Regions from separate parts of the Homo sapiens genome. Here region 1 is linked to region 2. A link is a contact called in ENCODE Hi-C data. All regions are on one chromosome and are shown on one strand. Each heading gives the region's core, a stretch centred on a gene start or an enhancer-like site at or near the end of the contact. The rest is flanking DNA. Distances are from core to core; before and after follow the strand shown.

What was found. Hi-C counts contacts between places; a loop is a spot of excess contacts on that map.
Region 1: a map with no recorded cell type shows a loop between it and region 2 (2.3-fold over the local background). The contact joins the enhancer-like site here to the promoter of CTSE in region 2. A Hi-C loop is called at or near these places in 2 of 37 single-sample maps with no recorded cell type.

What each region holds. Positions count from the first base shown.
Region 1 is chr1:206,412,896-206,418,769 of GRCh38, reverse strand. It overlaps SRGAP2 (SLIT-ROBO Rho GTPase activating protein 2), which reads right to left. Exons shown (of 23, transcript NM_015326.5): 11 at 2,797-2,881. Among named protein-coding and RNA genes, the nearest start is that of IKBKE, 55 kb to the left of the region's middle. Within about 2 kb of position 2,174, at least 2 of the 41 ENCODE cell types and tissues checked have a DNase peak (open chromatin) inside an H3K27ac peak, as active enhancers do.
Region 2 is chr1:206,022,097-206,027,725 of GRCh38, reverse strand. CTSE (cathepsin E) reads left to right here and starts at 3,831. Exons shown (of 9, transcript NM_001910.4): 1 at 3,831-4,002; 2 at 4,669-4,825; 3 at 5,459-5,576. The coding sequence starts at 3,935.

The DNA.
Region 1 (5,874 bases), core at 925-3,424, 390 kb before region 2:
AGGGAGATGGGAGATACAATGTTGATACTGCTAGCAAATCATGGTTCTCAATCTAACAGTGGGCCTTAGGAGTTTAATGGGTCATTGCTAGCTTTTAAAAAAATGAAACTGAAAATCTTCAAGTTCATGAGAAGTATTCTCATGTTTTAAAAAAATATATATGCATGTCTACATGGGAAATGATGTAATATATATTGCTTTCTTTAGGACCACAGTTAATGAAGCTCAATCTGTTTTAGATCTGCATTATTTAAACCAGGGGCAAACCCTAGCAGGTGCTGAGCTGGGGGAAGTAAAAATCAGCTCCCACACTCCTCCCTATCCAAGCTCTTGCAAAGGCAACTCCAAGGGCTGGCGGAGGGAGGGCAGGGCATTTTCTTGCCTTTAAAGGTTGGTAATTGTTGCTTACAGTTCAGCTCATCTTGAGCAACGCCATCCCCTACCCCTAACTGTCTCTCGTTACCAAAGGCTCAGCTCTTATGTGCAAAAATATTATTCTGAGCCATTATTTTCTACATCTGTTCCATTTCCATTCTGGAATATTCATACACATCAATTATCCCTCTACGGCAAGAACAAGGGGCTCCTGCATCATGGTGACAAAAACATTCAGAAGGCAGGGACGTGATGACTTGCACACAGAAAGATTTATAGCTTTTTTTTTTCTTTATTGCTAGAACTTGTCATCTTTAGATTAAGACAATTTGCAGCACTAATGATCAGCCTTCATCCCTCCATAGTAGCACATTTGGTGCATAAATGTGTGAGTAAACCCATTCACTCACACACACAAATGTGAGCGCATATGAATGCATTTGTATGGCCCCAAGGCCCTGCTCTCTGTCTTACTTATGGACTATGCTTAGACTGTCTTGATTCTCCATGGAGTGATGTGATAACCCAAGAGTAAAGATTTTCTATAAGCAAAGTTTGGCCCTCAATGCCCAAACTTGTTTAGTCTGAGTCCTTTCGGTGGTGAGGAAGAAGAATAGAAATTATCTAACCAGCTTTCTTCACATAAAAGAAAATGTCTTAAAAGCCATAAGATTGTGCTGGGCCCGGTGGCTCACACCTGTAATCCCAGCACTTTGGGAGGCCGAGGCCGGCAGATCACCTGAGGTCAGGAGTTTGAGACCAGCCTGGCCCAGATGGTGAAACCTCGTCCCTACTAAGAATACAAAAAAATTAGCCAGGCATGGTGGTGGGCACCTGTAATCCCAGCTATTCAGGAGGCTGAGGTGGTAGAATTGCTTTAACCTGGGAGGTGGAGTTTGCAATAAGCCAAGATCACACCACTGCACTCCAGCCTGGGTGACAGAGCAAGACTCCATCTCAAAAAAAAAAAAAAAAAAAAAGTCATAAGATCAGCCAGGCATGGTGGCTCACGCTTGTAATCCCAGCACTTTGGGAAGCTGAGGTGGGTGGATCACCTGAGGTCAGGAGATTGAGACCAGCCTGGCCAACATGGCAAAACCCCATCTCAACTGAAAATACAAAACTTACCCAGGCGTGGTGGCACGTGCCTGTAATCCCAGTTACTGGGGAGGCTGAGGTGGGAGAATCCCTTTAATCTAGGAGGTGGAGTTGGCAGTGAGCCGAGATGGCACCACTCCACTCCAGCCTGGGTGACATAGCAAGACTCCATCTCAAAAAAAAAAAAAAAAAAGAAGTCATTAGATAAAAGATTAGAGAAAAAAATTAATCATCTGGGAAATCATCCAAGGCAGGAAAAGGACAGGGCAAAAAAGGTGGGTAGGAGGTTCTGGTATAATAAGAAGTGAGGCTCCAATTCCTGGGGCCAATGAGCCAAGGAGTATTGCACACTTTCCTAAACTTTGCAGTTTGTCTAAAGAGTGCTCAAGAATTTATTTTAAAATGTCAGATCTCTGTGTAAGTACAGGCTTGCCTGTAACTGATGTTAGCACATATTCCCTGCAGCTTCTCCCTTCCACTCCCTCCTATCTTTAAGTGAGGAGATTAGATTAGTGGGGCAGGGAGGGGGGGGCGGCATTCAGAGGCATCCCCAACCTGGGAATCCCATTAATCATAGGATGCTGAGAGTTGGGCAGGAAATCTGGGCAGGGTGCCAAAAAACCCTGGGGAAGCTTCTCTTTCAACCTCCACCTTCTGTTTGACAGTTGAGGAGAGAAAGTCCAGAGTGCCGGTCCAGTTCTCTGCCTTGCTACTTTCCAGGGTCTGGTTAAAATCATTCTATGAGACAAGACAGTCCATTCAGCACCAAGGCCTCAGCATAGCCACACGAGAGAGGGCTGCCACTTAAACAGCATTAGGAGCTTTCAAAGCAGAAGGAAACTGATGCTCTTTCTGGAAGCTATAGAAAGCAGCAGTCTGTCCATCCCTCCTGCATTTGAGGATTCTCTCCTCTCAGAGCAGCTGCGTATCTCATCTCACAGCTCCCTACCTTCTTGCTCCAGTCTCAGTGCTGCCTCAGAGGAGCTAGGAGTTTTAACAAAGTGTCTGGAGAATAAATAACCCCTCAGCCTCTCTACCCTAGTCGTGGCAGAGGAGGCGAGGGTGGAGGGACTGGGTGGAGAGCAGGCACGCTCCATTTAAACAACTAGATGATACACGTTAGTGCTTCATTAAGCATTGGCCTTTCCCCATTACTCAAGCAGTCATTTGGGGTGTGTGCTTCCACATCCAACAAGCCAAGAAAAGAAAGGCATTCATACAACAAGATCGGGTCCACTTGGCTGAGGATGGAGGCGTGTGCTCAGCAAGAAAGCTCCAGCTGGCCTCACTGTCAAGCCTCTAGCAGAGGGTTCCCACACTCACTTTCTCCCAGGGTTTTCTGCAGAAGGTCATGCTTGGCTTGTAACTTGGTGATGAGGTTCCTGCCCTCCAGGTACTCTTTCATTTTCTGTAAGAGAGGAGGAGGAAAAAGAGCAATCAGACTCCTGAAGAAGAAGAAAAAAATCACAGATGCTCAGCTGGACAATTCCCCTATATAGAGGTCATTTGGTTTCTGACCCAATTTCCACCAGTCAATTTTTTAATTTCTTTAAGGCACTGATCATATGGGCAGCTGTTGATTTTCATGGTGGATTAATATCCTTCTCCAGGTTTTTTCTGGGAGTTCTATGATGGCCAGTATAAAGAAATTGTTTCCTAGAGCCCCTCTCCTGCAGTTTCACTGAGGAAGAGCAGGGAGGGTAGATGAACTTATTGAGCCCTGGTCTTCTTGGTGTGAGGACACACACCTGCTATCTGTCACCTCCACTGACATCCCACCCTGCCCTGGCCCCTCGGTGGGAGGAGGGGGGGACATTCCATCACACCAGGAGCAGTGCCAATGGCAGGCTCAGTCCCTGCCTCAGCTGCAAGCCCAGGATGTGGAGCATCTTTGAGCCATATCCTCAACAGCTTCCTTCTCTATTCTGCATGGAGTCTTTATGGAAAGCTTCGGATTTCTGAGCACTCAGCGGAAGGGGCTGACATCCCCGACTTGCATACACACATCCAGGTCTAAATACAAGATGAAGTTTTGGAAATGTGATCCCACCTGCTCTCACAGTCAAAATATGATTGCTGTGCTGCACTTTCAGATTTGTTCTCTCTCAACCCTCGTCTGCCCAGTGAGAGACCGTATGTCCCCAGACAATTCACTGAATCTTCAAAACAACCCTAGGAACTATCATCATCATCATCATTTCCATTTTACACATGAGAGCACTGAGGTTTCGAGAGTTTAATTAAGTTGCTCAAGGTCAAACAGTTAGTGAGTGGTAAAGTTAGTATCCAAATACAGGCAGTTTGACAATACAGCATGTGCTCTTAACCATTACGACAAAATGCCCCATCCATCATGGTACAGAGCAGGAGAAGGAGAGAAGCAGAACTAAATTTTGTAGTATTAATGCTTTATGCATGCAGCAACATAGCAGGTTTTAGAGCACTTCACCGCATATTCTCTCATTCGACTCTAACAATAAATAACTGTATGGCACATAGGGAAGATATTATTTCCTTATTACAGATAAGATTATCTCAGGGGAGGGGAGGTATCAAATAAATTGCTGATCATTGCAAGCTAGCAAGTGGTAGTGTCAGGCCCAATCTAAGGCCTTTGGACTTTTAACACAGTATCTTTTCCGCTCTCCTCCACAGCCTTTCTTGGGGGTCTTAGTTTGCCTTGATCACCTCCTGCTGCAGTGGTTCATCCTCCAGATCAGGGGCTATCTGCCTAAGTCTGAACTCAGAAGTCAAATGGCCAGGTTTCCCAAAGTGTGATCCGTGAATTACTGGTGATATATGAGATCACTGAGGTAGATAGGTGGATGCACCATTTTAAATGGTAATAGTTCTGTCTGTCTTTTAATGTATATTAAGTAAAACATATAATTATACATCAAACCTTTGATTTCATGGATTGCCACTTAGGATTAAGAGTGATAGAAAGAGAAGGTGAACAGAGCCAGGTGCAGTGGCTCAGGCCTATAATCCCAGCACTTTTGGAGGCTGAGACAGATGGATCACTTGAGGACAGGAGTTTGAGACCAGCCTGGCCAACATGGTGAAACCCCATCTCTAACAAAAAAATACAAAAATTAGCCGGGCATGGTGGTGGTGAGTGCCTGTAATCCCAGCTACTCGAGAGGCTGAGGCGGGAGAATTGCTTGAACCTGGGAGGCGGAGCTTGCAGCGAGCCAAGATTGCACCACTGCACTCCAGCCTGAGCGACAGAGCAAGACTCTGTCTCAAAAAAAAAAAAAAAAGAAAGAAAAAGAAAAGAAAAGTGAACAAATGTGAGTTACTTTTACTCTATACTTTTCTGTACAGTGTGAACTTTTAACTAAGAGCTTGCATCTGATTCTCTCTCTTGTTTAAAAACAAAAGAAAAATCTGCTTTCTCTGGGATGCAGTCCCTAGCCCTCCCATGTTCACCCAGATGGTCCTGTGTGTACCATGCAAATCTCCATGACAGCACTTCTCATACAGCCCTGTCACAGAGGGTTTATTACTCATGTGTCTTTTTCTTCAGACTGCCTCCTCTCTATGGTCAGAGACCATGTCATTCATTATCCTTTGCATCCCTGATACTACCACGCCTAGCAGATAGCAGATACTCAATAAATGCATGATGAATAAATGAATGAGCAGTCTCACTCTCCTCTGGGTAGACCCTTCCTCAGCAGTTACAAACCAAGCCCCTAGTGTGCCCGTACTCTCTAAATTAAAAATAAAACAAGCCAAAACCAAATCTTACACCAAATCATTTCTACTGCCTTATTCATGATCTGTTCCCTCTGTCCTTTTATGCTTTTGCACAAGAACTTCTGCAAGGAAAGAGGCTCTGTTATCACCTTCCCTTTTCCATCTGCTCCAGATGCCAGCTCACCTGCTGTCATTCTTCCCGGGGTAATATCCAAATCCCCAACCAATGCCTAATTGTGGGTTTGGAACAGTACTTTAGGGCCCAGAGGTGGAAAGCCTTCAGGAAATATCCATTGCCAACAATGCAAGCCTCAAAAGCCTCTCTCTTTGGAAGGTTATCCCAGGAGACTCTAAAGGTTTCCTAATGAGGAAAATTCACCAAGAAGCTGTAACCTTCAAAACAAGACCAGACTGCTCAGAAAACAGCCACAGTTCTCAAAGGAGATGGATACAAATTCCTTCCTCTCACTACTTGTGATTCCAGAAATCATTTTTTAAATTCATGTTCACAATTCATTAGTTAACTCTGGCTATCACTTGATGAACCATTAAAATAAATAACAATCTGGTAAAGATGTATGATGGATTACCTCTTCGGGTTTCATTAAATCCTGAAGGATCATAACTGTGTCAAGGTATGAACTGTATCCCTAATACTGGCGTGGAAACCACAGTTGGGAGTTTTCCATCCAGGTAAGC
Region 2 (5,629 bases), core at 2,582-5,081:
TCGGCCTCCCAAAATACTGGGATTACAGGCACGAGCCACAGCGCCCAGTTCTTAAACTAAGAAAACAATGAAGTTTGCCACATAGATTGACTCTTCCTTTCTTGAAGATTTCCCTGTAGCATATGATGCTGTTTGATAGCATTTTACTCACAGTAGAACTTCTTTCAAAACTGGAGTAATCTTCTCAAACCCTACTACTGCTATCAACCAAGTTAATGCAATATTCATAATCTTTTGTTGGCATTTCAACAGTGTTCACAGCATCTTCACCAGGAATACATTCCATCTCAAGAAACCACATCCTTTACTCATCCATAAGAAGCAACTTCTCATCCATCCAAGTTTGATCATGAGGTTGCAGCAATTCAGTCACACCTTCAGGCTCCACTTCTAGTTCTCTTGCTATTCCCACCACATCTACAGTTACTTTCTCCACTGAAGTCTTGAACCCCTTAAAGTTATCCATGAGGATTGGAATCAACTTCTTCCAAACTCCTTTTAATTTTATAGTTTGATCTCCCATGAATCATGAATAATCATAATGGCATCTAGAATGGTAAATCCTTTCCGGAAGATTTCCATTTACTTTGCCCAGATCCATCAGAATCACTATCTATGGTGGCTATAGCTTTACAAAATGCATTTCTTAAATAATGAGACTTGAAAGTCAAAATTATTCCTTGATCCAGGGGCTGCAGAATGAATATTGGGTTAGCAGGCATAAAAACATTTATCTCCTTATAAATCTCCATCAGAGCTCTTTGGCAATGAGTTGCATTGTCAATGAGCAGTAAAATTTTGAAAAGAATTTTTTTTTTTCTGAGCAGTAGGTCTCAACAGCAAGCTTAAAATATCCAGTAAACCATGCTGTAAACCAATGTACTGTCATCCAGGGCTATGTTGTTCCACTGATACAGCACAAACAAACTCTATTTAGCATAGTTTTTTAGGGCCCTAGGATTTTCAGAATGGGCAAATGAGCATTGGCTTCAACTTAAAGTCACCAGCTGCATTATCCCCTAACAAAAGATTCAGCCTGTTCTTTGAAGATTTGAATCCAGGCATTGACTTCTCTCTAGTATGAAAGTCCTAGATGGTATCTTCTTCCAGTATGAGGCTATTTTGTCTATACTAAAAATCTGTTGTTCATTGTAGCCACCTTCATCAATGATCTTAGCTAGATCTTCTGGATAACTTGCTGCAGCTTCTGCTTTGGGACTTTCTGCTTCACCTTGCAGAAATCTCCATAGGCTTCACGTTTTCTTCTGCAGCTTCCTCACCTCTCTCTGCCTTCATAGAACTGAAGAGTGTTAGGGCCTTGCTCTGGATTTGGCTTTGACTTAAGGGAGTGTTGTCACTGCTTTGATCTTCTATCCAGACCAATAACACTTTCTCCATATCAGCAAGAAAACTATTTTGCTTTCTTATCATTTGTGTGTTCCCTGTAATATCACCTTCAATTTCCCTTAAGAACTTTTTCTTTGCATTCATGACTTGGGTAACTGTTTGGTGTAAGAGGTCTAGCTTTCAGCCCTTCTTGGCTTTCAACATGGCTTCCTCACTAGGCTTAATAATTTCTAGCTTTGAATTTAAAATGAGGAACATGCAAATCTTCCTCTCACTTAAACACTTAGAGGTCACTGTAGAATTATTAATTGGCCTAATTTCAATATTGTTGTGTCTCAGGCAACAGGAAGGCCCGAGGGGGAGAGAAAGAGAGGGAGAGAGAGAGATGGGGGAATGACCAGTTAGTAGAGCAATGGAGCAATCAGAACACACAATTACACTTATTAAATTCTCTGTCTTACACGGGTGCAGTTTGTGGTACCCCAAAACAATTACAACAGTAACATCAAAGATCACTGAGTACAGATCACCAAAACAGATAAAATAATCATGAAAAACTTTGAAATATTGCAAGAATTACCAAAATGTGGCACAGAGACACAAAATGAACACACAGTATTGGAAAAATGGTGCTGATAGACTTGCTTGACACAGGTTTGCCACAAACCTTCAATTAAAAAAAAAAAGCAGTATCTGCAAAGTGCAGTAAAGCAGAGTGCAGTACAACAAGTATATCTGTACCTTATTTTGTTTGTTTAATCCTCCTTAAAAACCCATTGATGTAGGTAAGGTATTTGGCAGATGACAAAACTAAGGTATGTGGTGAATAAGCAGTTACGGGCAAAACATGGCAGAGTTTACTGCCAAAATGAATGATCTCCACTTCTAGCCACTTCTGACTCAAGCTGCCCTTCTAGGTTTAGACCACTCTCCCCAGTGAAAGATCAACAAGACGGGCTCCTGGGAAATGCCAAAGAGGCTTTGTTGCCTTGGGTTCAGGGGTCAAAGGTCTAGGCTGTTCCTTAAGTCTTTTTGATGTCTTTTTTTAACATTTTTGGACCCAAGGGTGGGTTTGGCTTAGCTCCATACTCCACGTTTGCTTGCCATTTGAACTTCAGAGATGAAAGGCAGATCCCATAGCACTTAAGAGATTTTCCAGAACACTAGCTGGTCAGGGCAGAGCTAAACCTAAACGCAGGCCATCTACTTCCTACTGCTGAGCTAGTGCCCTCTGGAAGCATTGGCATATGGTGGTGGCCTCTGCTGCCCTGGCTAACTTGAGTCAGGGTCAGGGTCTTCCTACCTGTAACCCCTTCATCCCCACCCCAGGCACTGAAGCCCCACCATCTGTTTATGAGGCGGGTGGCCACAGAGATAGGCTGATGGTGAGGGGGTTTCACACACTGCGGTAACTAAGGCCTGAGCCCCACCCACTCTCCACCCCTGCGCTTAGTCCCACTTGACAGATAGAAGATCCTATTGTCCCTGAGCACTGTTAAGGGCTGAACTTTGTCCTCCAAAATCCATGTTGATGTCCTAACACCTAGTACCTCAGAACGTGACTGTATTTGGAGATAGGGTCTTTAAAGAGGTATTAAGGGTAAACGCAGTCATTAGGGTGGGCCCTACTCCAATATGACTAGCGTCCTTATAAGAAGAGGAAATGTGGATGTGGACACAGCCACACGCTGAGGGAAGACCCATGTGAAGACACAGAGAGAAGGCAGCCATCTGCAAGCCAAGGAGAGAGGCCTCCGAAGCAACCAAGTCTGCCAACACCTTGATCTTGGACTTCCAGCCTCCAGAATAGTGAGAAAATAAATTTCTGTTGTTTAAGCCCCCTGTACTTTGTCATGGCCGCTTTAGTAGACTCATGCGGGCACTTGCTGTAGACGCTGACCCCCTTGACCCTCCCTCGCTGCCCCTGCATTCTCCTCCACACACCCCTGAGCCCCAGCCCCAGATTCATCAAGTCCTTAGAGTCAGGAGAGTGGGCTCCATAAATCTGCAGCTACATTTTCCCATTTCAGGGCCTTTGAGGAGTGCTGGTTTGTGCTTCAAAGTGGGCCAGGGAAGGATAAACTGCCTTTGGAGCATTTGAGAGATTGAGGAGAGAACAGGAATCACCCAGAAAACAGACTGACGAATATTTTGAGTTAGAATCCTGCCACCCATGACAAGTCAGCTCCCACCCCTCCAGAGTCTCCAGCTAGAGCACTTGCAGTAAGAGTTCAGTGGGCCTTTCCAGGCAGCCAGGCATGTGCTGCCCTCCGGATTCATTAACAGGGTTTCTTGGGGTCAGAGGAGGTGCCAAAGCCCTGAGAGAAGCCAAGCCCCAGAGGACTCCCAAGTTCTCCCCGCAGACTCATATTCCTCTTGTAGGTGGGAAAGGGACGGAGAGGTGCAGGGGGAACGCCCTGTTCCACATGCCGTATTTACTCTGGGCATGGCTAATGACTCCAGGGCCTTATCATTCGGCCCTCAGACTGGGCTGGGCAGGTCTGAGAGTTAGGGAAAGTCCGTTCCCACTGCCCTCGGGGAGAGAAGAAAGGAGGGGGCAAGGGAGAAGCTGCTGGTCGGACTCACAATGAAAACGCTCCTTCTTTTGCTGCTGGTGCTCCTGGAGCTGGGAGAGGCCCAAGGATCCCTTCACAGGTGAGAAGACGTCCCCGCACTGTGTTCAGCTGGGTAGTCCCATGCCCTGCAACTCAGGGCTGCTCTGGGGTAGGAAAGCTGATGGGGAGGTGAAGAGGAGGAGAAGCTGAGGGCTTGCGTCAATGCATGGAAGAGACTCATCCAGTGACCGCCTGTGTATGGCCTTAATCTCCAGTCCTCAACAAGTCATCCTCCTGCCTCCACCTCCACGGAGGTGCCTTCCCAAGTCCCAGGGGTCTTCTTGTGTTGCAAAAGAGCAGGAACCTGCAGTTGTGGTTTGTAGCTCAAAGCGCCCCAGGACTTCCCCAGGGGACTGACCATCACTGTCCCCAAGAGTTTTTCTGTCCCTTTAAATCAGCCCTTCGTGATGTTCATGTAAAACTGTAGACCGCCCCACATCTCCCATTTTCCTAGATCTCAAAGACCTCAGCTCCAGGAGGGGAGCCATTTCCACTCTAAGATTCTAAGACTCTATAGGGCAGAGATGAGGCCGGGCAGGCTGAGTGGCAGAGAGGACGCTGATCCCACCTGTATCCTGCGTGCTGTCTTGCAGATCCCCCCCTCCCACCCCATCTTCTCTAGTTGGCCCCTGAGAAAATGGGACGAGAATGGGGGGAAGAGGGAGGCAGAAGTACATCTCCTGCTTACATGGGGGTTTGTCTCCAGGGTGCCCCTCAGGAGGCATCCGTCCCTCAAGAAGAAGCTGCGGGCACGGAGCCAGCTCTCTGAGTTCTGGAAATCCCATAATTTGGACATGATCCAGTTCACCGAGTCCTGCTCAATGGACCAGAGTGCCAAGGAACCCCTCATCAACTACTTGGATGTGAGGCCTCCTGGGGTCAGGGCTGGGGAGAGGTGGGAGCGGGAGGAAGGCCCAGCATTAGGGCATGGCCAGTGCCACATCAGTAGCACCGAAGGCCATTGTGGATTTCTTCACTTGGATGATGATCCATGGGGACTGATTCCCTGGGTCCCCATGGAGTTGGCTAAGCAGGCCCCCATGTACCCAAATGTCAGAGTTCTCTGCAGAAGGAAAGGGCTGGGAGTGAAAGCATCATCCCACACTGAAGGCCCCTGCTTCTGCTCTCAGCTGGGCAGCTTACTGGCTGTGTACCCTTAGGCAAGTTACTTAACCTCTCCCAGCCCCAGTTCCCTGGTCTGTAAAACAGATGGTTCTTCCTCCACTGCCTCTCCTACAATGTATTTATAAGAATCAGGTTAGTGCAAGTAAAATCAAATGAAGTAGCCAGAGGCTTGGTTTGATTTCCTCCTTCATGGCCATTTCTCTGCTCCTTTTACCTTTTATTTTCCAGCGTTGCCACTTCCTAGGCTCTGTAAACTCCAGTCTGTATTACCCCAGGCTCTGGCCCCTGGGAGCTTTCCCCTGGCTTCCTGGTGAGCACCCTTGTCCCTCCCCACCACCCACACCCTCTTTCCTTCTCACTCTTCCTTGCAGATGGAATACTTCGGCACTATCTCCATTGGCTCCCCACCACAGAACTTCACTGTCATCTTCGACACTGGCTCCTCCAACCTCTGGGTCCCCTCTGTGTACTGCACTAGCCCAGCCTGCAGTAAGTGGGGCCAGGAGCACCAGCAGAGAATGTCTGGGGGCTAGTCCTGGGAG